4 separate regions of the Mus musculus genome follow, and regions 1, 2 and 3 are each linked to region 4. A link is a loop called in an ENCODE intact Hi-C map of the cell type or tissue named here. Cell type or tissue: heart. All regions are shown on one strand. Each heading gives the region's core, and the rest is flanking DNA. Links, peaks and the distances in the headings are about the cores only. Region 1 holds the start of Sdad1 (SDA1 domain containing 1). Region 2 overlaps Art3 (ADP-ribosyltransferase 3). Region 3 has its middle 5.1 kb from the start of Art3. Region 4 holds the start of Gm25290 (a small nucleolar RNA gene).

Region 1 (7,405 bases), core at 880-5,879, 110 kb before region 4:
GTTTGTTTAGGACAGGGTCTCTTCTAGCCCAGACAAATCTCAAACTTCCAGGATGGCAGGTGTACCACACTCCAGCAACTGAGCTACATCCTTAGCTCAGTTCTGTGTGCGTGTGTGCGTGCGCGTGCGTGTGCATTTGCATGTGCATGTGTAATATGTGTGCGTGCATTTGTACATACGTGTACATGTTCCTATTTGTGTATTTCTGAGTATGCGAATACAAGCGGAGGCCTGACCACAGTCTCAGGAGAAGTTTCTTAGGTACAGTTCACCTTGTTTTTGAGACAGACAATGAACCTTACCAGGTAGGCCAGGCTGCTCAGCCAGTCAGCACCAAAGTCTATCCATCCCCCCCCCCCCCCCCCCGTATCTCATGTCACTCCCCACCAGGCCACTGTAGGTACCATAATGGCAGCTTTTCTTTTTTCTTTCTTCTAGGGATGGAACTCAGTCCCCATGCCCACAAGGCAGACCAGTTATAGACTGAACCATATCCCCAAGAGCAGAAATTAATAAATGCTGAAAGAAATCACAATATGCTTTTACTCTTCAAGCTCTCAGGTGTAAAAACAGAAAAACAAAAAGCAAACAAACAAAACCCAACAAACTATTCAGTGGGTTTTTTGAGGAAAAAAAAATGTTTTTTAAGGACCTGGGGGTAAGTTTTAAGAAAATAAAAGGATGATGCCCAGATGAGTTTGAGTTCTGCCTAGGGTTCTAGGGGCGTCCATAACAACTCAGTTCTCTTTTCCTAGGAAAGAAAGAAATCGATGGGCTTGCTGGCAAAATTCATAATAAATATACAAAGTAGTGGAGAAGGGAAGGAACAATTAAAAAGTAAGCTATTGACCAGTGAGTGGCTCAGCGGGTGTTGGTGCTTGCTGCCCAGGAGGGCAACCCGAGTTGGATTCTAAAGTTAGCTTTAGAAAAGGCAGACGTGTCTTAGCTGATTTAATCTGCAGGTGGTCATTTTAATCAAGCCTGTGGGAGTTTGGTTTGTTGTTAAAACAAGAGCAGGCGCTCCCCCTAGTGGCGACTTTAACAGTTTCTCAAAACAATGTATTTTAGGCAGACAGGAACATTCTCAATGTTGGTTCCTTTTTCTTCTTTTTTATGTGCACGGTGTTTCGCCTGTACAGCACATGCACGCAGAGTATCTGCAAAAGGCAGAAGACGGTGTCAGAATTCTCGGGACTAGAGTTACAGACGATTGTGAGCTGACATGTGGGCAACCAGGAATTGAACCCAGGTCCTCTGCAATAGCAGTCAGTGCTTGCTCTTAACAGCTGAGCCATCTCTCTAGTGCCCTCTCTCTTGGTTTCAAGTGAGAGTAATGAAAATTTCTGTTGACCACCTTTTGAGATAATTTTTAAAATTCTTTTTCTTTTCAGATTTTACGTATTTATTTATTTGTTTATTTATTTAATATATATGAACGTTTTGCCTGCAGGAATGTATATGCACCATATGCATGCCTGGTACCCAAGGAGGTCAGAAGAGGGCATTAGACCCCCTGGAACTTGGGTTCCGTATGGTTGTGAGCTACCATGTCGTTGTTGGGAACTGAACCTGTCCTCTGCAAGGACCTACTGCTCACTGATAGCTGCTGGATGACAAGGTGACAAGGGAGTCAGTTTTCTTCAGCAATGTAGTGCCTATGAAGATGACCATGTTCTGCGGACGGCTGCACATCCAAAAATATACAAACGGCACAAACTGGACTTGATGAAGACAGAAAAGGAGAGGGAGGGGGAGAGGAAAGGGGAGGGGAAAGGAAAGGGAGGGGGAGGAAGAGAGAGAGGAGAGAGAGTGGGTCTGGGGGAGTTAGGGGAAGAGTAATATGATCAAAAACATATTTTAGGAAATTTTCAAAAAATTAAAATGTTGCTTTAATCTTATGATTAAAGAATTGGGAAAAACTTTAGAAGTTAGCCATCTACATTCCACAAACATTGACGGCCTCTGGAAGGAAAAATCCCCTCATAGAACACTAACGCCCTCACGAGCACTCTTGATCTAACTGTCCTCAGGACTTATCCAGATATGATTATAAATTTCTTTTGATTTGGGCTCTAACATGGTGTCAGGTAACCTTGGATGAAGTTGATCTAGGAAACTGCTTAGGTTACACAGAATAATAACACCTTGATTCATCTATTAGTGTAAGACTAGTTACCATCTACCGGGCAGTGGTGGCGCATACCTTTAATCCCGGCAGTAGGGAGGCAGAGGCAGGCAGATTTCTGAGTTCAAAGTCAGCCTGGTCTACAGAGTGAGTTCCAGGACAGCCAGGGCTACATAGAGAAACCCTGTCTCGAAAAAAACAAAACAAAACAAAAACAAAACAAAACAAAAACCTAGTTACCATCCAACAGCTGTTTTCCCCTCTGTGGTTAGAATTAAGAGAGTTGCCTGGGTGCGGTGGTGGCACACACCTTTAAGACCCAACACTCCTGAGGCAGAGTCAGATGGATCTCTGAGTTCAAGGCCAGCCTGGTCTACAGAGTGAGTTCCAGGACCGCCAAGGCTACACAGAGAAACCTGTCTCAAAAAACAAAACCAAACAAACAAACCAACACCAACAAAAAAACAATCTAACCTCCACCCCTGCTCTTTGCCATTCTCTAAAACATATTCTCTAAGCATACTCCTCATGGATTTTTTTCTTCTACCTTTAGTACAGCCTAAAAGAAAATGATTCTCATTTCTGACAAGGTTTTTGTTTTAGTGATGTGTGTGCAACTCTGTGTGGGTATGTGTGCTGTGAGCACAGGCACCTGCTGAGGGCACACATTTCTCAGGAGCTGGAGTTAACTATAGATGGTTGAGAGCCACCGTGTGTTGCAAACTGAGCCTGAGTCCCTACAGCAGTACCAGATCTTAGCTGCTAAACCATCTCCAGCCCCTAATCCTCATTTTATAATACAGGATCTCATGTATCTCAGGTTTCTCTCAAATTCCTATGTAACTGAGGATGACCTTGGAGTCTCAACCCTCCCGCCGCCTCTTCTCTGAGTATGCGGGTTGCAGGCATGAGCCAACACACGCAGTTTATGGAGAGCTGGAGAAGAAACCTAGGGTCTCCTATGAGATAGGACACCTGAACCAGTCCCCAGGCCCCTGCTTAATTTCTGTCGTTTTTCTTGAGACAGAGTAAGCCTCGGGCTTGCCCCAAACAAATATAATGCTCCTGCCTCAGCTTCCTGAGTACAGGGATTACAGTTGTATGCTGTCATACCTGAGTCCCATATTAATCCTCATTTATTTGGGCCACCATAAGAATGCTGAGCTAGATGGGGAGAACTGGGAGGAATTGGCGGAGGAAAAAGAACATGATCAAATATATTGTATAAAAATTGTTTTCAGTGGAAAAGAATGTTGAGATAAGGAAACCTGCTCCAGAGTTTGGTGACAACCAGTAGCGGTTGTCCACCGGCAGGGACCGATAGCGTGCAGACGCCTACAAAGAGTTGCAGCAGGGTGGTGAAGTTTGATCCTCTGAGCGTTCCGTAGCTCGGTCGGGCAAGCGGCGTGTCCCACGTGCCGTTTCCGGTTACACTGGGACCCACGAGTCTAAGCTGCCGCGGGGCCCGGGCTGCGACTGACAGAGGCGGACGTTTTCCAAGCACTGCTCGCCAGGGAGCCCACCCACAGCCACCATGTCCGGCAGGAACAACAACAAGCTGCCCAGCAACCTGCCGCAGTTACAGAACCTGATCAAGCGGGACCCGCCGGCCTACGTGGAGGAGGTGGGACCGGGATCCGGCTCCCCGGGATGCTCCGGTGTGCTTCCGGGGGCCTGGGGAGGAAACGGACGGGGGATGGAGATACGGGGGACGGGACATGCAGACCCCACCAACACTGAAACACACCCTAAAACCTGCTGCCTCCGGGTTTATCCGCCCGCCTCGCCGACGTGGGCCGGTAACGTCCGTTGGCCGCCTCAGAGCAAAAACTCGAGTTAGCCCCTAGCATACGATGAGTCGTGTGTTAAACATGCTTTCCACAGACGGCCTCTCCCGAGTGCCCCAAGCTCTGCCAAGAAGAGCAAGGAGTTCTCAGATGGCAGGGCCACCCCACAGTCAAGAGTGTAGAAGATGTAGTTAAGCCACAGTTCAAACTCCCTGGGAGTCACCCTGAGCTAGATTTGAAAAAAATGCTTTGAGGGAAATGTGCGGTCTAAAACTCTGTTAGGTCCAGTTTGTGAGGGGCATGGCATACTCCAAGTGTGTGAATTCATAAGAACCACGAAATGAAGGCCGTGACTTTGTACTCTTAACCTGGTAGATAGATTAAGACGCGCCTTTGCCTTTATTATTTGTCTTCTTACACACCGCCCTTCCCAATCCTCCCTGTCTCCCCCCCCCCCTTACTGGTCCCCTTCTCTCCTCAGACAGCCCCCACTTCACTTCTGTATACACATCACATTTATTTCAGTTCCCTGCATCCCTTTAAGGTCTCTTCTTCCAGAGCTGGGGAGTTGACTCAATGGTTAAGAGCACTGGCTGTTCTTCCAGAGGACCTGGGTTCAAGGCCCAGCACTTACATGATAGCTCATAACCATCTGTTGCTCTAGTGTTAGGGGATGCGACACCCGACTTCTGGCCTCTGGATACTAGGCATATGTATACACGCACATACAAGTAGGCAAGCTCTCAATACACATTAAACATAAGCTCTTACTGGGTTCCCCTTTCTAACTTGTGTCACAAACTAAATTGAAATCTGACTTTTGCTTCTGAGAGGAAACAGGCTACCTCTCTGAGTCTGGTTTAATTTCTTAACATCTTTCCTCCTGTTGTCATGGTTTCAGCTCTTGATTGGAAAAAACTAAATGCATGTACCACATTTTCACTACACATTCTGTTGATGGACTTAAAGGCTGGCTCTGCTTCTTGCTGCCGTGGTTCGTGCACCAGTAAACACAAATGTGCAAGTGTGTCTATGGTGTTTGATCAGAGTCCTTTTATTATAAACCAGGCCGTAGAAGGCCAGTTTTAGTTTGTCCATAGTGGTTCTACCATGGACATCCGCACCATGAGCTGTGTGTGTGCGAGTGTGTGTGTGTGTGTGTGTGTGTGTGCTCCCACTCTATCCCCACCAGTGGTGTGTGTGTGCATGTGTGTGGAGCGTGAGAGAGAAGGGGAATATAGTTTCTGTTTTCCCACATTTGCTGTCTGTCTTTTGCCTGCTGACAGCCATTCCGATGAGGTGAGATAGAATCTCAGATTATTTTAATTTGCATGTTGCACACTTTTTCACATAGTTACCGGCCTTTGTATTTATGTTGAGAGTTGTCAATTCAATCCTTTATAGTCTGTTTATTGATTGGAAGGTGTGGTTTGGTTTATACGGTTCTTGACGTATTCCACCTGCGAGCCTCCAGTCTGAGAGATAGCAGTGAAGCCTTCCTGACATTCTGGAGTTGTCTTCACTGGCCTGGCCCTGCTTTCTTTTTCATCGCAGACACCCCCTTTTCTCCGTTCTTTTTTTGTACTGTCCAAATCCTGTCAGTGGGTGCTTGAGACCGTTAGTTTTACAGCTGACCCAAAGCTCTGGTTCTATTTCTGACCTGCTGTGAAACCAAGGAAGGTTCAATAACAACCTTTGTATTTTAGTATTCAAGAAAGGTAATAGCCGCCTCCTCCATCTGCTTTAGTGCAGACACACACACACACACACACACACACACACTGCAGTATATTTGTAGACATTGAGAATACAGGGACAAGTAAGCAGATAATGGAGCCATGCCGTCTTTTGGACTCTCGTTCTTAGGAGGACGGTACCTGTGTAAGATAAGGCTAGGTGAGGATGTTAGAATAGAGACTGCAGACTGTTGAGGGAAGGGAAGCCTTTCCTGCAGTGGTAGTATTGGGCCAGGCAGGTCAGAGCGTTCCAGGCAGGAGAACAGGACTCACAGAAGCTGTCGTGGAAATAAATGAAGCAGGAACATTGTCACTTAAGTGTAGCGTGGGAAATGCGGTGAGGTCAGAGCCTTTTCGATAGTGGTAAGCGGTTAGGTTTTACTTCCGGTGTTTCTAGGAGCCGCTGAGGAGTTTAGATTATCCGGGTACCATGTAAGACAGTTTTTAGGGGTTTTTTTTTTCTGACAAGTAGAAAGGGAAATGGAGCGGAGTCCAGAGTTTCTCCCAAGATGGTGGAAGTCATAGCCCCCCATGGCCTGCTGATTGGGCAGTGATTGAGGTGGGACTCAAAGCCAAGTCACGGTGAAGAGGAAGGACTCCCTCTGGAAAGTGACCAGTATCAGTAAGGAACAAAGAGGGTGCATACTAACCAACTCAGCCACGGGCAAGGAACTGATGTGGCCGTGCTCACAGTGGAGGATCCAAGCTTGGATGCCCTGGGGTCAGCCACAGAACCACTTTGGGGTACTGGTATGGAGGTTAGCATGAGAGGAAGGAGGGAGTGTCTGGGGTTTTGGGCGTGTGACAAATGTACATCAGGGGCAGAGTGTGGTATGTCCTGCTCATCTCAAGCAGACCTGCGACCGTGAGTCTATAACTTGTCCATGGTGTGGCAGTGAAGGAATTGGGGTTAGGAACATGAAGAATTTGGGACCTCCCCACTCCTGCGGTGTTGGCCCTTTAACTCCTATATTTCGATAAACCTTCAATAACCTTCAAAAAAGGCTGAGGATTAAGGAGTACTTGGTGTGTGTGTGAGTGAGTGGGTGTGTGAGTGGTTGTTGACACACTAACTATGGCAAGCTGGAGTGTAGCTGAGCAGTGGAACACTTCTCTCACATACCTGAGCACCCCAAGTTCCATTCCTAGCCCCACAGAAGCAGTGAAAGCTATGGAAGGATAATAGCTATGGGACCTGGAGTGGGCTTGATTTCATTTACAGTTATAGTGGTTAAACAGAAATGGGGTCATAGATATAAAAAGCTTAGCACAAACCAAGTGCTTAGAGAGTGTGCTGTGGCTTTATACATACTCCATGTGTCTATTACTCTTGGCTTTGTTGTTGTTTAGGCTTGAGGTGGGGGGAGGTGGGCCGAGGTTGGTGTGTGCACACACATGCACTTCTCCCCCACCCCCTCCCTGGCTTTCCGTGGGCGCTGGCACTCACACGGAGCCATCCCTAGCCCTGGTTTTGGGTCTTCTGTTTTTCTTTTTTCTCCATTTTTAAAAGAATGTGTGTGTGTGTGTGTGTTGCCTGCAATGTGCACTGTGTGCACACCTGGTACCCCTGGAGGTTAGAAGAGGGCTTCTGATCCCCTGGAACTGGAATTACAGGTGGTTTCAAATCACTGGGACGGGAACCAGGTCCTCTGCAAGAACAAGTGCTCCTAACCACTGAGCCGCCTTTTGAGGCCTGTGTTTGACAGCATATCTCATCTGGAACACCAACATAAAGCCTTACTGGGTATTTAAAGGAA
Region 2 (7,405 bases), core at 910-5,909, 200 kb before region 4:
AAACAAATCAAAACTAATAAAATTCCCATGACAGAGATGATCTTCTAAATTCATCTTACCTGCGTTCGCGATACAATTTTCTGTTTTCAGACCTGAAACACAAAGATAAAATTTTAGACATGACCTAAGTTTCAAATGATCTGTGGCTATTGGTAATCTAATCTGTGGATGCCTAGTTTCTCAGACCAAAACTTTAATGGGATGTGAAATTTCAGGAACATAGTTTTTATCTTCACAGAATAGCCACGACCCTGTGATATGAACTGGCACAAGGCACACACCTTTTGAGGGATGTGGTTTTACTAAGAAGTTACGTATAGTGACCGTGGAGGACCCTCACGGGGCTAGCACTTTACGTTCCAGTCTATGCCTCTGGTGTGTTACAACAGTTAGAGAGAACAGCACTTGTCTAACTTGATGCTCTCTGAAGACAGCAAGCGTTACCCAGCCTTCGACACAACAATCCTCACTCCTTGGAGAAAGGGGTCTCAACCATGTTTTCAGGACCTTTTACATCTGAGCAAAGAGTCTCTTCCTATTCATATAGAAAAAGAGTTGGTATGTTCCAAACACACCTCTGGGTGGGAAATGCTCTACAGTCTTGGGAGACGAGGGACATGGCATGAAACAGTCAGTGCTTCAGGTGGCTCCAGACACTGGCACGGTCGATGCCATAGGAAGTTGTCACCAATGCTCCAGTGCTTGTCCCTAGGCAAGACAGAGCAGGACGCTGCCAGCCTGCCTAACATTAGTAGGTCAGTAAGAAAAATATGAAGATGTCAGCGTAAGCCATGGAGGGCAGCCCAGGTGCCCATGGAAGTCTGAATGGCTTGGTCTCCTCTCTGTATCTATCTGATTCATTGATTTAATGTTGAGGTCTGGTTATCCTAGGACATGTCCCATAGAGACCTGCTCCACAATGACTCTCACAATGACCCACATGCTCTTCTACAATCTACCTTCAAAACCCATATCACGTTTAGAATTTAAACCAGAAATGCAGGTAACTTGGTCTGATTTCCACATGTCCAGGATATAACAGGCCTGTTAGAATCTAGTTGATGGCCATGGTGGTGCTGTCAATTCGAGAGGACCTAGAGCAACCTGAGAGGTGGGCCTCTTGTCTGTAGTGGGTAATGTTAATTGCATCGCTTGAGATGGGAAGGCCTGCCCACTGTGGGCAGCACCATCCCCTGGCTAGCATCTTGGACTGTGTAAATGGGAAAAGGGAAAAGCATGCCTGCTGTCCTGACTTCCCCACCATGATTGGCTGTAGCCTGGAACTACGAGCTAAAATAAACCCTTCCTCACTCAAATTGCTTTTGTATTTTACCACAGCAATAAGAGGAGAAGCTAAGCAACACTATAATGCAAAGCACACTCATTTAGCCAAAACAGACTAAGAACAGAGAACAGTTCTGGCGACTACTGTACAATTCCGTCCCAAGCAAGAGGTGGTAGCCCCACCTCTCCTGGAGTTTAATGGAAAATTAGGGAAAATGTGGATGATTCTAGATTTTCTAGGCATGAGGAGGCAAACAGACTAGGAAAACAGGAAAAGGCTGAAGGGATATGGGAAGTGAGAGAGACCTTCATCCTCGCCTACATGGACTCACTTATTTGTGTCTGAGTTGAAGGTTTCCATACAGCTGACTAGATCATGCCCTCCATAGAGACACTAACTTGTCATAAACAAGTCTGTTAAGACTAGTTAGGGGGGCTGGAGAGAATGGCTCAGCAGTTAAGAGCACTGACTGCTCTTTCAAAGGTCCTGAGTTCAAATCCCAGCAACCACATGGTGGCTCACAACCATCTGTAATATCTGATGCCCTCTTCTGGACTGTCTGAAGACAGCTACAGTGTACTTACATATAATAATAAATAAATCTTAAAAAAAAAAGACAGCTAGTTAGCCAGACCTGTGCCTCATAGGGTAAAGTATTTGACAGGGAGGCCCAAGTTCAACCCCTGGAACCCATGTGAAAATCAAAGAAGAGAGGCAACTCTAGAAAATTGTCCTCTGACCTCTGTGACACAGATGTGGCATGTATGCCTCCCCCTCGTCATGCACACACATATAAGATGATTTTAAAAGATGTCTCATGAATCATGCTTATGATAAAACCGCACCTTTCATTATCTTGTCAAATGGTGCCCAACAGTTAGGCATGTCTGATTTGTCTGATATTGCTTAAAACACATAAAACGTCCATGTATTCCTTGTAGCCTAGGGGTCCCTGTGAATGGACTTAAGGCATGAAGAGGCACTCCAAACTGAGATCTCACACGCTGCAACATCCTTAGCTCCACTTCACCCAAACAACTAGCTCAATGGAGCCCTGCTACAATGCTCAAAAATAGCACAGTTTGATGGTAAGCCGGTCAGTCTCTGGAGTGAACACAAGCAATCCTGCTTCGATGTGCTGGAATGGTGTTATGTGTTCTTTGCCTTTGTGCTTGCTGGGCGGAACTACAAATGGTGGTCCTGTCTCACTACATGAACTGACGCCCGATCCCAGATAGTTTCAAACAGCACAGGAGCCTCCATACTCCTAGGAAATGCTCACGTGATGCAATTAGAAGCAATGAAAATTGTATTTAACACCCACTCTGGTCTGGGTGGAATTGTTTGTTTTCTGAAGACAGAAGGAATACTTATGCGTGCTAGGCAAGCCCTCTGCCTGCATATCCTTAGCCTCAGGGTGGATGTGTAAGAAATAAGTCTGGACAGCCCAATAAACTCATCTTCTTTTCCTCTTTCGATGGCTTAGCAGGGATCAGGCTCGGCATGCCACAGTGAGTCCAAAAATAGGCTTAAAATAGAGGAGCACAGAGGCTCCTTTTGCCTAACAAGGCCTGTTTTCAACTAGGGAACAGTTAGTACCTTCCCGCTTCCCTGACTCTGGAAGTATGTAGAGCATCATTCAGACCTCCCCACAGGACAGGACGGTGGCTGAAGCAGCAGGCCATGCATGCTCAGACTATTCTTAAGTTAAGGTGATTAGGGTTCAGGCATGTATTGTTTCTCTGCTTGTAAGTCTTCTGCAGATTTGCACTCTTCTACAGCCTGGGTTTTCTCTTAGGAATTCATGCCTGAGCCAAGCCCTCCAAACCCAGGTACAGTTTTCCAATGGGGTCACTTTTAATGGTAAGGAGTTTAGTCTGAACACACAGCTGACATTCCGTCTTTATCAAGTTTCCCAGAGAAGTAGCTAAGCTGGCTGACCTGCTCTAGCCTCTTCTGAGGAAGGAAACGGTGTCCATTCTTTCCCTCTGTGGTCTTGGGTTCATAGCAAGACCAACCAGGAAAGACCACCAGGAATTAGCCCCTCCATTTCCTAACAGATGGGACTACTTTGTTGTTTGTTTGTTTGTTTGTTTTTAGCTCGCCAGTTTTTGTAAGATCCACGCTGGATTTTTACATTGAAAATCATAGGTAAGTTTTCAACAGCGACACAGGACTATGTCTAGCACGCTAAGTCTAGTAACGTTGCCTTAGAAACACTGCCTTTTTTTCCATCCAGATCCATAGTTTCTGTTGTTGTTGCTTTGTTTGTTTTCCGGTGCTGGAGGATGGACTCCAAGGGCCTCTCACTCTCCAGCAAATGTTCTCCCACCCAGCCACGCCTATAGCTGGCCTAAGGAAGCCTCTGACTGTGCATTCCCGTTGGTTATCTCTAGGTGGCAGCAGAGGACTCTAGGTTAGGTCAAACCTTGGGCTCAGCAGCAGGCCTTGGACAATGCTCTACAAACACGTGGTAAGTGGTATGGGTGAGCTCCCCAGAGACCTCCTTTGTGGCTGAGCTGAATATTAGCCTGTGAGATGTCCCTCTCCCATGCCCCACCCTCTTCCTCATCCCCCTTGTACACAGGCTTATAATGTGCCATGAATGTCTCGGAGCCCCTGGCTCATTCTGAGTCAGTCTACCAGCTCACCTGTCGTTGCATCTTTTGTTTTATCATTATTCCAGTCACAGGCTTGAGCGCTGTGGGTTTCACTGCCCGCCGCAGCCCATCGGCCGGGCACTAGTTGCTAAACATGGTTGGCAGCCAGAGCTTTTGTATAACCAGGACCTCCATAAATGGTATTTGCCTGAATGCATCAGGGACACCAAAATAGGTATGATTTCTACAGTCCAGCTGTGACTGGGTTTCTGACGTGTTGTGCTAGAGAAATTAAACACACTCAGTGCGGGAGGAGGGAGACCGTGCTTAGAGTGTTTGGTCATCTCTAAGGTTCCCTCTTCTTACAAAATTTAACTGTTACCCAGTGGTCAACTGAAGGCTGCAAATAAATATTTCTGAGGGGGGGGGGCAGGCTTCACAGAATTTCTAGTATAGCATACTGTTATCATTATTCTATTATTTTTTATGGTTCTCTGCGCACAGATGCATGCAGAGCTTTTTTTTTTAAATTAGGTATTTTCCTCATTTACATTTCCAATGCTATCCCAAAAGTCCCCCCCCCCCACCTCCCCAATCCCCTACCCACCCACTCCCCCTTTTTGGCCCTGGCGTTCCCCTGTATTGGGGCATATAAAGTTTGCAAGTCCAATGGGCCTCTCTTTCCAGTGATGGCCGACCAGGCCATCTTTTGATACATATGCAGCTAGAGTCAAGAGCTCCGGGGTACTGGTTAGTTCATAATGTTGTTCCACCTGTAGGGTTGCAGTTCCCTTTAGCTCCTTGGGTACTTTCTCTAGCTCCTCCATTTGGGGCCCTGTGATCCATCCAATAGCTGACTGTGAGCATCCACTTCTGTGTTTGCTAGGCCCTGGCATAGTCTCACAAGAGACAGCTATATCTGGGTCCTTTCAGCAAAATCTTGCTAGTGTATGCAATGTATTCTATTATTATTAAACTCTTGGTATACCTAATTTATAAATCAAACTTTATCATATTATGGTTATAAAGAAAAATACCTAGTACATGTAGGATTTGGCATAAGCCATGGTCTCAGGCAAGCACTGATTGGAACACTCCATCATCATGGATAAGGGAGAAATAATAAATTACTCAGCCTTGGCCAATTTTAGGCCACTGTGATGGAGGAGGAACAAGAAAAGGCTCCAACTCTGGTATAAGCTGGCTCTAGCTGGCCTGGCTTGGGGTCATGGCCACTATCTAGAGGGTGAAGGGCTGAATGCTCTTTAACACAATCTGCTCACACATCACCTCAAGAAGAATGCTCAGAAATCGGTCGTTGCTTGAATGCAGATCAGGAATGTGGCAGGTGAGGTGTCCAGAGTGATTACGGAAGCATCTACTCCTAACATCACGGAGGTGCAGGAGGTCAAAGTGTAAGGCTCTGGGAACACTGCGCCCTCAGCACTGCAGGGGCCTCATAGCTTCTGCTGTCCAACTGCAAGCATGCCAGCATCCCAGCCCAGCACGCTGTCTCCTCCTCCGCACTGTCCCACACACCCTTTTATCTCTTTGTACACTGGGCACATTGAGCCAAGGTGTAAAGCCTTCCCTGTTTCTGAGACCCAGCAGCAATGGATTCTGGTTCAGTTAGATAAGCACATAGCCCCTCACTCTGTGTGTGTTCGTGTGTGTGTGTGTGTGTGTGTGTGTGTGTGTGTGTGTGTGGTGTTTTCAGAGAATGCAAGGTGATACACATACCAGGGAGCAGACAAGGGGTCTTTTCTCAAACCCCACCCTCCATAATTACAAGAACGCACAGTGCAGTTCGCAGGCCGTATAGGGGCTGCTCTATGATCTCACGACGTGTGAGACAGAAACTCTTGAACCGACCACTGCAGTGATCTGGTCAGTACCAGAGTCTGGTCCTGCCTCTGGACATGGGGCACCGCTCTCAGGAAGTTTGAAGCTTTGGCTTTCTGGCCCAGGACCTTAGGTCCCTCTTGTTTCTCCTGCTCACAGGTACCTCATCTTCAGGGGCTTTGTTTACCTCAGACAGTGCTGGATAGAGCTGCCATTCTGCCCTTTGCACCTTACAGAGGAGTGCTACAAAGGGATCTGGCCATTTTCATAGGAGGAGGGAAGATGAGTTTTATTAACCCTTTAATCTCATAGAGCAAGGTGCAAACCCAGAGCACTCAGAATGCTGCAGATAAGGAAAATGTCCTACCTACGGCTTCCAGAATAAAACACTCAATTCTCAGGCTGGGACAGATGTAGATCAGGGATAAAGGACTTGCCTAACGTGTTCCCCTTTCTAGGTTTCATCTCCAGCAGCAAAAAGAAAAACAAAACAAAACAAAAAGAACCGCAAAACCCAAACATCAATAAACCCACACCAGAACTTATCCAAAGTTTGAATAGTAAGAGTGTTTCCACACACCCATGTCAAGGACCCCACAGCTCAGCCTTCTCTGGAGGACTAGGTGTGAGAGTTAACAGTGAGTACAGGGGCTGGTGAGATGGCTCAGTGGGTAAGAGCACCCGACTGCTCTTCCGAAGGTCCGAAGTTCAAATCCCAGCAACCACATGGTGGCTCACAACCATCCATAACGAGATCTGACGCCCTCTTCTGGAGTGTCTGAAGACAGCTACAGTGTACTTACATATAATAAATAAATAAATCTTTAAAAAAAAAAAAACAGTGAGTACAGAAGATGTCCACCATAGCTCCCTCCCCTCGGATATTTACAGCCTGAAGGTTACTTCAGATTAATTAAACCCATGTCTAAGCCTGGCCCTTGTTTATCAGTAATGTAATAGCCCTGCCTTTCTGTTCAACTCTGTGTAATAAACTATGTAATAAACATGCTGAGCTTCTGAGGTTTCTTCATTGAACGTTCAGACAGCTCCACCCTAGCTCTTTCTGCATGTCTGTCTGTCTGTCTTGTCTTGTCTTGTCTTGTCTTGTCTTGTCTTGTTTTCATTCCCTTATCAATTCCCAGTAAGGCCCAAGTCCCTAGAGCCATGCAAGGATGTGGCAGGCTACAAAAACTATTATTTGAGCTTAAAGACGGGTACTTCACACATTCAGTCTTAGAAAGTTTGCCTCAAGATACTGTGTCTCAGAAAACTGTGCTCGACCCTTGGCCTCACCGCACCAAACAAAGGAGAGTAACCTGGGGAAGACGTGCAAACCCAGGTCAGGGTTGTGTGGGAGAAGCAGAGCCTTAGCTTGGTGGAGCGGAGAAGCTGGAAGACCTTTGGTGAGCACAGCCCATAGCAGAATGATGTGGGAATCTGGGTATATCCAGGGGCGGGAAAGAGGAACGTACAGAGAGATCTCTACTTCTGTCAAAAGGTCTGGGGTGGATTATTTTTCCTCTGGGGTGAACTATTAATAAGATATTTTTAAATGAAGTCATAAAATTATTCTGGCAAAGGAAGTATTACAGAGGTAAAAACAAAGCAAAACAACAAAAATCCCAGCAGTTTACTAGACCAAGAGCACACATGGGGAAGACCGTGGAGTCATCAGACT
Region 3 (7,405 bases), core at 1,233-6,232, 190 kb before region 4:
TTGTCTTGGGGGCTTGAGCTAAGGCTCAGCAATGGAAAATACTGGCTTGAACCCACATGGCAGCTGTTTGAACGAGAATGGCCCCAACAGGCTCCTGTATTTGAATGCTTAATCCCAAGTTGTTGGAGCTATTTGGGAAAGACTAGGATGTGTGGCCTTATTGGAGGGGGTGTGTCACTGGGGACGGGCTTTGAGTTTTCAAAAGCCCACACTCCAGGCCCTGTCTCTGTCTCTTTCATGCTCGTAGCTCAGAGGTAAGCTCTCAGCTACTGCTTCAGCACCATGACTGGCTGCTGGCTGCCAGGACTGCCGCCATGGACTTCAACCCTCTGGAACCACGAGCCCCAAATCAATGTTTTCTCTCATTCATTGCTGTGGTCATGGTGCTTTGTCACTGAGGAAAAATGTAACTATGACAGCCATAGTTACAACCATTTGTTACTGACGTCGCAGAGGATCTGGCGCCCTCTTTTGGCCTCCAGGGTCACTGCATGCATATGGTGCACAGACATACATGCAGGCAAAACATCCATATACATAAAATTAAAAAACAAATACAAAATCTAGAAGCTGCTCTTTAAATTACGTATCAGCATTGTCAGAGGTATTCCACTTATTTCTGTCCCAAGTAAGGGAAAACTGCAGAGTATATAATGGCGCTGAGTTTGCACCTTAGGACGCACCTATCTGGTGTTTGCTTTTTCCCATGTGCATTGATTCAGAGGTTGTATGCCTGCTACCTTAATTTCTTATACCGGAGCAGAGAGCAAAGGGGCCCAGATTCCACAGCTGGGCAGCTGCTGAGTGAGGTCCCGAGGAGGAGCACTCTCAAGCCTTGCTGCTTTCTGTCGTGAGTTGCAGGGAGACCTCGTGAGCCAACTCTTTAGCCAAACCCATTCCTTCACATTTGATTTCTATGTGTTCTGTAAGTTCAATGTTAAACTAGCTGTTGCTGTTATTAAAATGGGACGATTCATACCGTACTATTCTATACAGACTATGGTATTAATGTCAAAAGAAGAACCAACAATGCACTTTTGCGACAGAGTTGGAGTTGCTGTCAGAGGAGATCATCAGCAGGGCAGCTTCAGCAGAAGGCCACCGGTTCTGACTTCATGTTTATGTAACCCAGCTGTATTAAGCAATACACTTTGTATTCAATGTCTAAGACAGAACCTTCCCAGAATGTACAAATAAAGTATTTATATAAACCATAACATTGATTTAAAAATTTTTTTTACTTGAAGAATTGGTACCTGACTTCAGGAAAGCAAGCTCAAAAAAATTGTTATGTATTTCTTTTTGTGTCTCTGTTCTGTTCTCTCTCTCTCTCTCTCTCTCTCTCTCTCTCTCTCTCTCTCTCTCTGTGTGTGTGTGTGTGTGTGTGTGTGTGTATACCAGAGGTTGAGGTCAGGCATTTTTCCTCGGTTGCCATCGCCACCTTTTCTTTTGTGAGAGGATCTCTCACTAACCCTGGCAATGACTGATGTAGCTCACTGGCCAGCATGTCCCAGGGGACTCCCTGCCTCTGCCTTCCCACGGCTAGGGTTACAGACACAAGCCATCGTGCTTCCAAGCCGGAACCTCATGCTCGTGAAGAAAGTAGTTTATCCACTGGGCCACCTCCTCAGCTTCAAATATCTTAAAAGCAAATTGTTGAGGGCAGATCAGGGTCCGTGCTGCCCAGTTATACACTGTACATTTTATTTCATATGGTAACATGCACGTCTGACTCAGCTGACTAAAGTCTCTGTATCAGTCCTTAGTGAAACGATCATGCGTAGCTGGTGTATTGTTAAGAAGCACCTTAATCCATCTCTGCTCAGGGCTTTCACCACTTGGTGTAGCTTCAGACCTTGTCCAGAAACCAAAGGGCTCACCCCAGTTTGCAAACGCTAAGAATATCATAGCAATAAGCTGACAGGTCCCAAATGATACATGCTGTAAAGATAGTTACATGAGAAGGATGCTAAAGAAACATGTGTACGGACATGATAGGACACCCTGCCCAGATGTGTACACACTCAAGACGGAAGACAGGCTTTTCAGAGACAGTTGCTGAGGCCCTATAGAAAGTCTCTGTCTCTCTCTCTCTCTGTCTCTGTTTTCTGTCTCTGTGTCTCTGTGTGTGTGTCTCTGTCTGTCTGTCTCTGTCTCTGTCTCTGTCTGTCTGTCTGTCTCTCTCTCTCTCTGTCTCTCTCTCTCTCTCTCACACACACACATACACACACAACCTTGGTGGGCTTTAGTCTAAATCTGGGGGCATGGGGGTGTTAAAAAGTTACACAGGATTTTATTTTTTAAGTTCAGAATATTTCAGTAGCTATATGAATTATACACAATAACTGTCTTCATTGTGACACTTTCACAAGTGTAGATAATCTACCTTGTTCATATTCACCCTCATTCCCCCCTCTTAGAAAAGCAATGTTATTTATAATAGCAATGACAGGTTTTTTGTTTGTTTGTTTGTTTTTTGAGACAGGGTTTCTGTGTAACCCTGGCTGTCCTAGAACTCATTCCATAGACCAGGCTGGCCTTGAACTCAGAAATTCACCTGCCTCTGCCTCCCAAATGCTGGGATTAAAGGCATACACCACCATGCCCGGCTAGCAATGACATTTATAATAATATTTATAACTATATTTCAGTTCCAATGTCCATCCTCTAATAAATGGATAACGAACAGTATTATTCAACTGTTAAAAATAAGAAGTAGAGCCGGGCAGTGGTGGTGCACGCCTTTAATCTCAGCACTCGTGAGGCAGAGGCAGGCAGATTTCTGAGTTTGAGGCCAGCCTGGTCTACAGAGTGAGTTCCAGGACAGCCAGGGATACACAGAGAAACCCTGTCTTTAAAAACCAAAAAAATAAAAAATAAGAAGTAATGATAGATTTACATCGCATGACATATCTGCAGTAACCGAGCATAAGGACAGTGTCTCCAAAGATGGTTCCTCTCCAGGGCCATGGAAGCGGCGAGGGCGTTTCCCTATCAATTCCCCACGCCCACCTCCTCCCTCCGCCAAAGACCCTGCTACTCACTCACCACCTGGCACCACAGATTTCTCTGTGTCCCTTAAATATTATCACGGAATCAGTGTGTCGTCTTTGGTGACTGACTTCCTAGCATTCCTGATGCTTTGACATTGCACGCATGCAGTGTGTCAGAAGCTCTAAAAATGGTCTCAAGTGCACTGGGTAGATCGAATGGGCCTCAAATTCACAATCCTCCTGCCTCCATACCGAGCTCTAGGTTTATAGTCATGTGCCATTACTCCCCAGCTAAAAACTATACATTTCAATTAGGTAAATGTTACGGTATATAACATTTACTATCTCAAAAGGAGCTGTTTTTTTGGTTTTTGTTTTTGTTCTTCATCTTTTTTTTTTTTTTAAATCAATTAACTTTGTATTTCTTTTATTTCCTATTAGTGTGCGAGAGCACGTGCATGGGTATGTCATGGCATGTACATATGCCAATGACCACCAGAGGGCAGCAAAAGAACAAGATCTCTCCATTTCATAGGCTCCACTCTTGGCAGAAACAAACTTTGAATTTAAGTATTACTCAAAGAGGGGCTATAACTGAGAATCCGTTACAGATCTGGGGATGAGATTGGCAGACTGGAGGGAGCGCGAAGACTGCCAGCCTGCTTCCCTGGCCAGCATAGTTGATGGGTTCTCAGGGAATCTCTGTTTGAGTGAACAGAAGGTGACTGAGGCAGAGCCAGCTTCCCACCTTCTATGAGAAGACAGCCAGCAAGAGAAGGGAACCTGCGTAGAGGTTGCAGGACAGCCAGCCACCTGATAAAAAGGGAGAGGGGGAACCAGTGTCGGCTCCCAGTACCAAGGAACACATTCTAACTGGAACCCTCAGTGACCACACTTGCGGGGACTCAGAAATATTCCCTTTCAGGCAGCACACAGCCACCACACTCTCCTAAAACCCAGAGAGGGAACAGAAGTCAAGGAACAGAGTACCCACTCAACAAAGACAAGACCAGACAAGACCTAAGATTACAGTCATCCCAAACCCTACACTCCCAGGTACAGACACAATAACTCCCAGGACAATGTGTCTCCACTAAAGACCAGCAACCTTCTACCCGTAGGTCCTGAGAAATGTTATATAGTTGAAGCACCAGGCAAGGACTTCAAAATAACCTTCATAAATATGTTAGAGGTCCTTAACAAGGAAATGAATAGCCGGGCGTGGCGGCGCACGCCTTTAATCCCAGCACTGGGGAGGCAGAGGCAGGCGGATTTCTGAGTTCGAGGCCAGCCTGGTCTACAGAGTGAGTTCCGGGACAGCCAGGGCTACACAGAGAAACCCTGTCTGGAAAAAACAAAAAACAAACAAACAAAACAAAAAACAAACAAAAAAACCAAACAAACAAAAAAGAAAACTCAGACTGAGGTACACTGGAAATGAAAAACTTAGGAACTCAAACAGAAAACTCAGGCAAGGGGCTAGAGAGATGGCTCGGTGGTTAAGAGCAAAGACTGAGTCTTGAGTTCAATTCCCAGCAACCACATGGTGGCTCACAACCATCTGTAATGGGATAAGATGCCCCCTTCTGGTGTATCTGAAGACAGCTACAATGTACTCATATATATTAAATATATATTATAATATATATGATTATATATTATATATTCATACTATATATATTAATAAATAAACTTTTAAGAAAGACAAAGGGAAAAAAAAGAAAACTCAGGCAAGCTTCACCAATGGAATACAAGAGATGGAAGAGAGAAGGCATTGAAGATAAAAGAAAAGAATACTTAGGTCAAAGAAAATGTTAATTTTTTTTTTTCGAGACAGGGTTTCTCTGTGTAGCCCTGGCTGTCCTGGAACTCACTCTGTAGACCAGACTGGCCTCGATCTCAGAAATCTGCCTGCCTCTGCCTCCCGAGTGCTGGGATTAAAGGTGTGCGCCATCATGCCCGGCTGAAAATGTTAAAATTTAAAAACTCCTGGCACAAAACATCTAGGAAATCTGGGAAAGTATAAAGAGACCAAATCTAAAGATACTAGAAATAAAGGAATGAGAAGAAACCCAGGGCAGAGGCGTAAGAATATATTTTCAATTAAATCATAAAAGAAAAGTTCCCCAACCTAAAAAAGGAGAGGCCAGGCTGGAGAGATGGCTCAGCGGTTAAGAGCACTGACTGCTCTTCTGAAGGTCCTGAGTTCAAATCCCAGCAACCACATGGTGGCTAACAACCATCTATAACAAGATCTGGTGCCCTCTTCTGGGGTGTCTGAAGACAGCTACAGTGTACTTTCATTAAATAAATAAATAAATAAATAAATAAATCTTTTAAAAAAATTAAAAAAAAAAAAAGGAGAGGCCTATCAAGGTACAAGGAGCTTACAGAACACAAATAGACTGGAAAAGAAAAGAAAGCCCCCTCAGCACATAAGCACATATCAAGACACTAAACTTACAGAACAAAGACAGACTATGGAAAGCTGCAAGAGAAAAAGCCCAAGCAGCGCATGTCAGCAGACCTATTAGACCACCACCTACCGTCTCAACGGAGACTCGAGTCTCCAACTATCTTTATGTGCAGATGATATGATAGTATCCATAAATGACCCTAACAATTCTAATAGAGAACTCCTACTAAAGTAGCTAGATACAAAACGAACTCCCAAAACTCAGCAGCCCTCCTATATACAAGTGGCAAATGAACTGAGAAAGAAGTCAGGGAGGACATCATCTTTCACAAAATCTATCTTGGGGTAACTCTCACCAAGCAAGTGAAAATGTGTATGATAAAACCTCTAAGACACTGAAGACGGAAACTGAAGATCTCCGAGGATGGGAAGATCTCCCATGCTTACGAATTGGTAGGATTAATACCAAATTAATACCAATTAATAGTGAAAACGACCCTCCTACCAAAAAGCAATCTATGGATTAAATGTAATCGCCTTCAAAATTCCAATACAATTCTTATACTTGAGAAGACAATTTTCAGCTTCATATGAAAGCACACACACACACACACACACACACACACACACACCAAACAAAACCAGAAGTGCTAAACAATCCTGAATGATAAAAGAATGGCTGGATGTATCGCCATTTCCTATCTCGAGTTGTACTACAGAGCCATAGTCATGAAAACAGCATGTTTTAAAATTTATTTATTTCACTGGACCAAAAAAAGATATGTTGATCAATGGAATAGAATTGAAGACACAGAGATAAGTCCACACAGCTATGGAAACTGAAAACCACCTCGATGTCCATTAGTGGATGAATGGATAAAGAAAACATGGTACATTTATACAATTAACAGTATTACTCAGCCACTAAAAGGTGAAATTCTCAGGTAAATGAGTGGAACTAGGAAAAATCTGTGAGTGATGTAACTCAGACCCAGAAAGACAGCTACAGCACATATTCACTTAGATTAGGAATGCCAGCAGTTAAGTCACTGACAAGCAGGCTATATAACCGCAGAGGTTAGGTAGGGAAGGGCCTCTGGTTTCGGATTCCCGAGTGCGGGAGCCCGTGCGTCTCTGCGCCTGCGCACTTCTTGCGCTTTTTCTTCGATTCTTTTTTCTTGTTTGGTACTTTTGTTACATTCCAATTCATTCGGTTTTGGTTTATCTTATTTTATTATTATTCCTTGGATGCCCGTTTTTTCTAAGGAGAGACAAAAAGGGTGTGGATCCGGATGGGACGGGGGTTGGGGAGGAACTGGGAGGTACCTGGAGGGGAAACCAGAATATGTTGTATTTTAAAAATCCATTTTCAATCAAAGGAAAAAAGCTGGAGAGAACCTTTGTCCTTCCTCGGCTTCTGCTGATTTCCCGTGTTAGATGCAGCGTTTATTTTTTTTTCCTAAGAGACCTTGAGAATTGTTTAGCTTTCTCCAAAATCAGGCAAAAGAAAAAGCAATAAAATTAAAACAGAAACTGCCAGGCTCTGAAGGAATCCCGGAGGCTTACTGGCCTTCTCACTGCTCCAACATTGCTCTCTCTTGTCCCATCCAGAAGGGAGGCAGGCGCTCCTCTCTGGTCTAGAGTCTAATTATTCTTGGTAGCACCACTCTGGACATGCTAATCCCTCTTTCTCTCTCTGGTGAACGTCCTTGTTCTGGTATTTTCTACCTTTTCCCTCCTGTCTAAACCACTAGCAATTTAGCCTTAAAACAACACAGACTACCACCCCTACGACCTGCAGTGTATGCTATAAGGCTCTACTTTATTATACCTAAGACATGGGTGCTGTGTTAATGTACTGAAGTGTGAATGCAGTTAAAATTTTATATACAATGTGAACTGGCAAAAAACGACTGAGTGGTTAAAGTGCTAGCTGCTAAGCCTGATAACTTGAGTTTAATTTCCAGGACCCACATGAGGGAGGCAATTCCTGCAA
Region 4 (7,405 bases), core at 1,393-6,392:
CAAGGGTTAAGCCACTTCAAAGACACTACTGACAGGAATATGAACCTCAAAGGAATTCTGCAATAGATTCATAAAGAACAGAGAAAGTTCTCGAGGATATTTTAGTTTTGTGGAGAGAATGCATGGTGAAGTCACAGAGAGAAATGGGAAGCACGCAGTTGGGAATTAGGGAAAAGACAGCACATGGTCCGGTGTTTGAGAGCACAGAACAACTGACTGGCCGGCCTGTGGTCTGTGTATCTGTGTTAGAATGTGTCTTGTCACGCCGTCCAAGATGGGCCCCACCTCACAGTTACCACTGTGCTTGGCATGGTTACCTAACCATACCTACCCTAAGCCACTTTTATAGCTCACGCTCTAAACCAAGCACCGCAGTGCAGTCTCCTTTCGCTCTGTGTCTATTAGAAAGCATAGGAGAAAAGAGAAGTTTACAAATGAGTAAGTAAAAATAAAATTTTGACATTTTCAGCCTATCTAGATTGCAAAATATGAGAAAGTGTGTTCTGGGGAAACCATGAGGGGTCTGCACCACCTTTTGTTAGTGGCCACACTCGGCAGACACCAGGGACAGAGGCGAGGTATTTATATGTGGAGGGCTTTCTTGGGCGAAGGTTTGGCCGTGCATGGGATTTTGACAAGTTCACAGCAGCAGGGATACTATCAGCTTGGATGGAAAAGGATGGAAACGGGATGTTACGCCAGTGAATTAACCATTCAGTCACTAAGTAAACAAATCCGCACAGTAAGAAGAAAAGAAATGGAATGGAATAGAATGGCAAGGCAAGGCCAGGCCACACCAGGCCACCAGGAAGCAGGAAGCCTCTGTCACTGAGCTCTGGCTACGGCTGAGAGAACAGATTAACTGTGTGCTGCTGCCTTTGGAAGGGACGATGAGGGTGACTCACCAAGGTCTCTGCTCTCTGCAGCAGCTCGCAGTTCTCCGTCTGGAGTCTCGTGATCTCCAGAGACTGTGAACATAACTGGGACTTTAATGCTGTCAGTTCCTAAACACAGAACAGTAAGTTGTGGTAGGAACAGTGTGGTTTCATTAAGGAAATGTTCACTTACAGAAATCCCTTCTTGACACTATCTTCAAAACTCATTCATGTCCAAGTATTAGAATTTATCAAGCTAGAGAATGAAACCTATATATGCATCCCTATTGCTTCCTGAGATCCTGTATGTCCTCCCCCTCCCACCAAAAACATCCTAAAGGGATAACAGGAAGGAAGGAAGGAAGGAAGGAAGGAAGGAAGGAAGGAAGGAAGGAAGGAAGGAAGGAAAGAAGGCAGGCAGGCAGGCAGGCAGGCAGGCAGGCACAGGGACAAGAAAATAGAGAAAGTGAGTCTTCAGGAAACACTGGAGACTGAAAACCCACCTAGGAGACCTGGAGGCTGACCACAGAGAAAGCAAAGCTGGCACCTGAGTCACATGAAAGCTGTACCTTCCTGGTACCATTAGGATGTTACAAGAACAGCTAATGGGGTCTAAGCACTGAGGGCTGCTTCAATGTCTTATTTCTGAGAGAGCCATCAGATCCCTGCCAGAGCTCACACCCTGCTACTCCCCGCTCAAGCCTACAGGCTTGGCGCTTGCAACTCAAAGCAGGCCAGCTCAAGGTCAGGGCCCTCGCACGGCAGTAGCAGTGCTGGGGAGACAGGGAAGAAGCTGCTGCTACACTGCTGGACGTTCTGACGCTCAGCACCTCCTCCCACCAAGTACAGTGACAGAAAAGCAATGAAAATGCAGCTCCCCCAGTGATGCTCCTTCCCCTCAGGCAATGATTGGGGACATGCATAATGCATAATGCATGGGGAGGTGCATAATGCATCAACCATCCATCGAGTACAGTCTCTTCTCTAATTACTTCCTACTGTCAATTATCAACAAGAGTATGCGGAGTGTGATAGTACCGATCATTTTGTTCTTGTCTTTATTTCCCTTCTGTGTGTCTGTGGTGCATATATATAGGGTGGGCGATGATGTCGCCTTGGAGGCCTGTGTGGAGGCCAGACACTGGCACCGGGTGTCCTCCACTTGCTCTCCACTTTACTTCTGAGACAGCTGCTCACTGATCCTGGAGCTGTTTTGGCTAGACTGTCTGGAAAGCCATCCCTAGGATCCAGCTGCCTTACAGGTATGTGATAACATGTCTGCCTTTCTCTTACATGGGTGCTGGGGATTCAAAGTCAAGTTCTCATGCTTGTGTAAGCAAGCATATTTACTTACTGAGCCATCTCCCCTGCCCCTACACAGTATGAGAACACTCTGCTAATTAAGGTCAAAGTCCATAATGACCAGATAGCTTCTGGGCTCCGAGAAATATGAGAGACTCCGTTCATTAGCAGGGATTCTCCTCTGAAATTGCCTGGGGAATTCTAAGTCCCCACATAAGACTCTACCTGAGAAATGGCATGTAGCTTCAATTAGATTACCGGATCAGCTCCTTTCTCCTGATAGAACCTGTTCAGCCAGTGCCTAAGATTCTCGAAATGCTTCCCCACACTAATGAGGCATTTCAGGTACCCTAAGCCCTCAGCCAATGACCTCTGCCCCTCCTGGATATTCCTACTCTCAATCCCCCAAAACTTTATTACCCTTGAGCCACCCAAAGTAAAGCTGATGTGGCTCCCGATAGCTGGTCCCAGTGTGGTCATTCGCCGTAAGTACTCGTGGGGCTTCCAAACCCACATCTGTTGTTGGCTCTGCTCCCACTGCCCTTGTGGACCATCAGGCAATGATCCAAGAGAGTGAGGAGACCCACATACGGTATTTTGTAATATGCAATATAATACATAAATCCCTATGTTGCTAGATAAAGCCATCATTTTAAAAGAACTTGTATATTTGCCAGGCACAGCGGTTTTTACCTTTAATGCCAGCACTTGGGAGGCAAAGGCATGAGGATCTCTGTAAGTTTGAGGCCAGCCTGGTCTACATAACAAGTTATAGAATGGCCAGGGCTACATAGAGAGACCCTGACTCAAAACAACAAGACCAAAAACCTCCTACTCACACACAAAACACTGAAACACATAATATAAGAATAAAGAAATCAGCCAGGCAGTGGTGGCACAAGCCTTTAATCTCAGCACTTGGGAGGCAGAGGCAGAGGCAGGCGGATTTCTGAGTTCAAGACCAGCCTGGTCTACAGAGTGAGTTCCAGGACAGCCAGAGCTATACAGAGAAACCCTGTCTCAAAAACACACACAGAAAGAAAGAAAGAAAGAAAGAAAGAAAGAAAGAAAGGAGGGAGGGAGGGAGGGAGGGAGGGAGGGAAGAAAGGAAGAAAGGAAGAAAGGAAGAAAGAAAGGAAGAAAGAAAGAAAGAAAGAAAGAAAGAAAGAAAGCCAGCCAGCCTCTGCAGATTTAAGAGGCAAGGACACTGGTGACACAGGCACAGCCGTGTGCATGAGAGGCACTGCCCCCTGCAGGGGACGATAGCTAGCACAGAAGCACAGCCTGGTTTCTGATTTCTCTTTTCTAATAACCATACATTCCTTTATAACACAGAAAGAAGGGAGGATGACAGAGAAGAGAGAGAAAGAAGGAAACTGAAATAAGAAGCTGGGCTAGCAAGATGGCTCAGTGGGTGACTACTGAAGTCACTCTTAGGACCCACATGGTAGAGGGAGAGACCCAACTCCCTGCAGCTATGCTCTGACTTCCAGATGTGGTCTTTATAACACAAGCTGTGTCCACACACATTTATAGCACAAGATTAACACATGAATAAATGTAAAAAAAATAAAACAAATCAATGAAAGACAAAACTACATTACTGTCAAGTAAACACAGCTTCTAGGTTTTTCAAAGCTTGTCTTAACTACCAATCGTATTGCTCCTGACAATGGCATTCTACAGCAATACAACACTCAGGGTGGTGTTACTCTACTGGAACATTACCTGCTTTAACTCTGCAACTTGCTCGGGATCTCTGGGAGGACATGTTGCTGAAGCCTGTTCACTCATGCCAGACGCTTGCGAAGATTTCTACAATTAGCATAGAAATAAACTGAAATTAAACCTGGAAAGAAAGGGAGTCAGAGCAGAGGTTCACGCTCACAGTCAGACCTTACAGAAGCTCACTAAGGACTGCACATAAAGACTTGAATTTTTATATGTAAGATTCTATTTCAATAGAGCGCTGTCTACAGCTCTCCACAGCCTCAGAAGTTACACTCAGACCAGGTGACTCACAAGCCTGCCAAAGGGATGTTGATTCCCGAGACTCACAGGCAAAGGAGAGAATCAACTCCTGAAAACTGTCCTTGACCTCCACTCTGTGGCTTGAGTGCCCATGTCTGCACACACACACTAACCTCAAACAAAACAAACCAAATAAACAAATGTCTCTAAAACTACACTATCGCTATTTTTAAAAGAAATAATCCCCATCAATAAGAAAATAAATAAACAAACAATAAAAACCAAGCTGAGTGTGGCGGCTCAAGCAGATTACGCAGTAAGTTCCAGGGAAACCAAGGCTGCATAGAGAGCCCTGTCTCAGGAGAGCTGGTGCAGAGGCACACACTCTCAATCCCAGCATCCAGGGGGCGGAGGGAGGCAGAGCTCTGTGAGTTCAAGGCTAGCAAGGTCTAGACACCACAGTGGGTTTTGAAGCATTAAGCCAGGCATGGGGTATAGCACTTGTAGAGTAAAGAAAGGCAGGAGGATCAGGAATTCAAGATCACCCTGAGATGGCTGAGCCTGTCGTCAACAACAACACGAGCAACAACAAACCACACAGGGATGGCTATGCTATGGTGGTACCTAACTTTCAATTCAGCTCTCAGAAAATCTGAGTTCAAGGCCAGCCTCATCTACATAATTAGTTCCAGACCAGCCAGAGCTACACTGTAAGACCCTGCCTTAAAACAAAACAAATTGGGCTGGAGAGATGGCTCAGCGTTTAAGAGTACTGATTGCTTATCCAGAGGTCCTGAGTTAATTCCCAGCAACCACATGGTGGCTCACAACCATCTGTAAAGGGATCTGGTGTGTCTGAAGAGAGTGACAGTGTACTCACATACATAAAATAAATAAATACATACATACATCTTTTAAAAAAAGAACAAATAACAAACCCAGAAAAAGCAAGCAAGTAAGATGATGAGAATTACTCTTGGTCACTTATTTACATTTCTTTTTTAACATTTACTTACCAAATTTTCAATCAATGAGTCCTTTTCAGCTAGCTGGCCTTGTAAGAGCGCCTGCTGACTTTTTAACTCTTCTATCTCTTCCCTCAGCCGACTGATTTCTTCCGGCTGAATGCCATTCACCTGAGCCCCGTCACCGTGGGAACCTTGATGGTGATTGTCTTTTCCTGTTAAACATCACAACAGTGGGGAAAGCTGACGTGAATCCAACTTCTCATCATCAGGACTAGAAGGCTACAATACAAGATCACCTAAGACCCCAGAGAAGGTCCCCTAACTGGGAAACTGGCAGGGCGCTCCTGATGGCAGAGGTGCAGATTGGTTCAAGGCTCCTGATTAAACTGTATGGTTTGGTGATTATGACTGTGAATTACGGCAGCTTTAATTCCAATTCTGACAATAAGCGTAAGAGAAGTCAAATCCATTTAAAAAGTTTTCCAGAGGAATAGCTATCCACATGGGTTAACTGGCCAAAAAATTATTGTCATAAAGAAAGAAAAATTTGTTTCTGAAAATGTTAGTTACTAACTTCTTACTCTTCGGTACCTGGCATTATCATCATCACAAGGCCTGCAAGATGATGCTCTCTGCAAACATGCGGGCTTGCAGTATGGCTTTCTGTACAGCACCACTCCCACACACACAGAGGCCAGGGTTGGAGCCCCAGCACCCAGAAAGAAAGTGACAGGAATGGAAATCCTTTTTTTCTCTCCTGGTATCCTACACCTGAGGACACAGCCGGTGGACAGGAGGCCACAGGCACTGAAGACATGGTGCTAAGAGGGCTGGAGCCCTTTCCTTCTGCCTTTTACATAACGGGGCACAGGACAGCACACCGGGTCTCCACAAAGAGAAGGGAGGGTTTAGCAAGTCAGGCTCAGACCTAGCGGCACCCAAACGCCCACACACAACCACAGACAACAATGACATCTGAGAAAACGCCCCTTCAAAATGGAGGAATGTGAATTCTTGCCTATCTACCTGGGAATAAATTAGAGTTTTACATATCTATTATTTTACTTATTTTTCAGATGACATAATGCTATTATTTCAATTCTGAAGCAACTGAAATAGTATATCAGTCAATCTCAAATAGCCCATGGGATATAGTGTGTTGCCAGGAGTCAGCAATCACTGGATCAGCCAATAAGCAAGAAGATGGAGAGTGGACTTTCTATTGGAATGATCTGGTCTCAGCTACTCAGTTACAAGCCATCCTGCACTAAGTTCTAACTTACATATTCCTCACAGTGATCACGGTTGAGAACAAGCAGGGCACAGAGAATCTCCTTCCAGCTCCTGAGGACAGAGTGAGGCAGACACTCACCGAGCTGAACTTTGAGGAGATTGTACTGGTCCTTGTGCTGCTGAATCTGAGATGCCTGCTGGGTGACTGCTGTCTGTAGCTGCTCGTTCTGACACTTCAGGGTGGAGACTTGCTGTTTCAGTTCCTCCAGTTGTAGGTCCTGTGAAACAGACACGAGTCAGATGTTCTCACTGCATACACCAGGCACACAATAATTAAATACATGGGCTTTTAAAAAATCAGTATGCTAAACTACTCAACACGCCCCAAATCAATAGTGAAGCATGAAGACTTGAACGTGTGCGAAGCTGATCATCATGTGGGGGCTTCAAGCAGGGCTCTGCAGGCCAGCACCACAGCACCACAGCCTGCTGCTCACTTGCTCTGCACTCACCAGCACCACACCACTGCAGCACCGCAGCCTGCTGCTCACTCACTCTGAGGCCATGACACCATTACAGAAATATCTACCAAACTACGTATGAAACTTAGTGAATGAAGATACACTTATGCAGCCATAGGATTTAAATTTATCACGTTTACTTGTTTTTTGTGCATGGGCACATGAGAGGAAGTCAGAGGAGAATTTGTACAAATTGGTTCTATCTTCTGGGCATGTCTGAAGGATCTGACACCTCTGGCCTTTGTGGACATCTGCATTCATGTGCACAACCACATGCAAACACATAACACATAATTAAAAGTAATAAAAATAAATTAAAAAAAAAAAGAAGTCGGGCCACAAGCAGTCTCTAGCATGTTTTATCAAGTTGCTATAGTCAGTTCGTACAGAAGCTTAGAACATTTAGACCGCTTACTAAATGTCCATACAGCTTTCATAATCATAATTTTTAAAATCTGTATTTATTTGTGTTTGTATGTGTATTCAAGCACACACATGTGCCTGTGAGTGTGCATATGGAAGCCAAAGAGGGCCC

Evidence for each region. Peaks named below come from ENCODE experiments on the same cell type or tissue, not always from the same donor. Only the 100,000 strongest peaks of a DNase experiment are listed, where the experiment ranks them.
Region 1: it touches region 4 in a loop (2.1-fold over the local background); 4 of 42 quality-filtered maps call a loop at or near these places.
Region 2: it touches region 4 in a loop (3-fold over the local background); 6 of 42 quality-filtered maps call a loop at or near these places.
Region 3: it touches region 4 in a loop (4-fold over the local background); 6 of 42 quality-filtered maps call a loop at or near these places.

The regions. Positions count from the first base shown.
Region 1 is chr5:92,306,136-92,313,540 of GRCm38, reverse strand. It overlaps Sdad1 (SDA1 domain containing 1), which reads left to right and starts at 3,517. Exons shown (of 22, transcript NM_172713.2): 1 at 3,517-3,749. The coding sequence starts at 3,660. In heart, for the core only: CTCF peaks have their summits at 1,037 (motif pointing left) and 3,432; DNase peaks (open chromatin) are centred at 1,030 and 3,540; H3K4me3 peaks cover 2,169 bases; H3K27ac peaks cover 1,575 bases.
Region 2 is chr5:92,394,683-92,402,087 of GRCm38, reverse strand. Art3 (ADP-ribosyltransferase 3) reads right to left here. Exons shown (of 10, transcript NM_001370591.1): 4 at 60-92. Among named protein-coding and RNA genes, the nearest start is that of Art3, 11 kb to the right of the region's middle. In heart, for the core only: a CTCF peak has its summit at 3,674 (motif pointing right); a DNase peak (open chromatin) is centred at 3,697; H3K27ac peaks cover 408 bases.
Region 3 is chr5:92,378,061-92,385,465 of GRCm38, reverse strand. It overlaps a transcript of Art3 not described here. Among named protein-coding and RNA genes, the nearest start is that of Art3, 5.1 kb to the left of the region's middle. In heart, for the core only: CTCF peaks have their summits at 3,477 (motif pointing right) and 4,558 (motif pointing left); DNase peaks (open chromatin) are centred at 1,543 and 3,507; H3K27ac peaks cover 339 bases.
Region 4 is chr5:92,191,935-92,199,339 of GRCm38, reverse strand. It overlaps Uso1 (USO1 vesicle docking factor), which reads right to left. Exons shown (of 24, transcript NM_019490.1): 18 at 6,489-6,627; 19 at 5,165-5,328; 20 at 3,906-3,992; 21 at 906-1,004. It overlaps Gm25290 (a small nucleolar RNA gene), which reads right to left and starts at 6,018; the gene lies at 5,875-6,018. In heart, for the core only: a CTCF peak has its summit at 3,441 (motif pointing left); no DNase peak of the experiment used is centred there.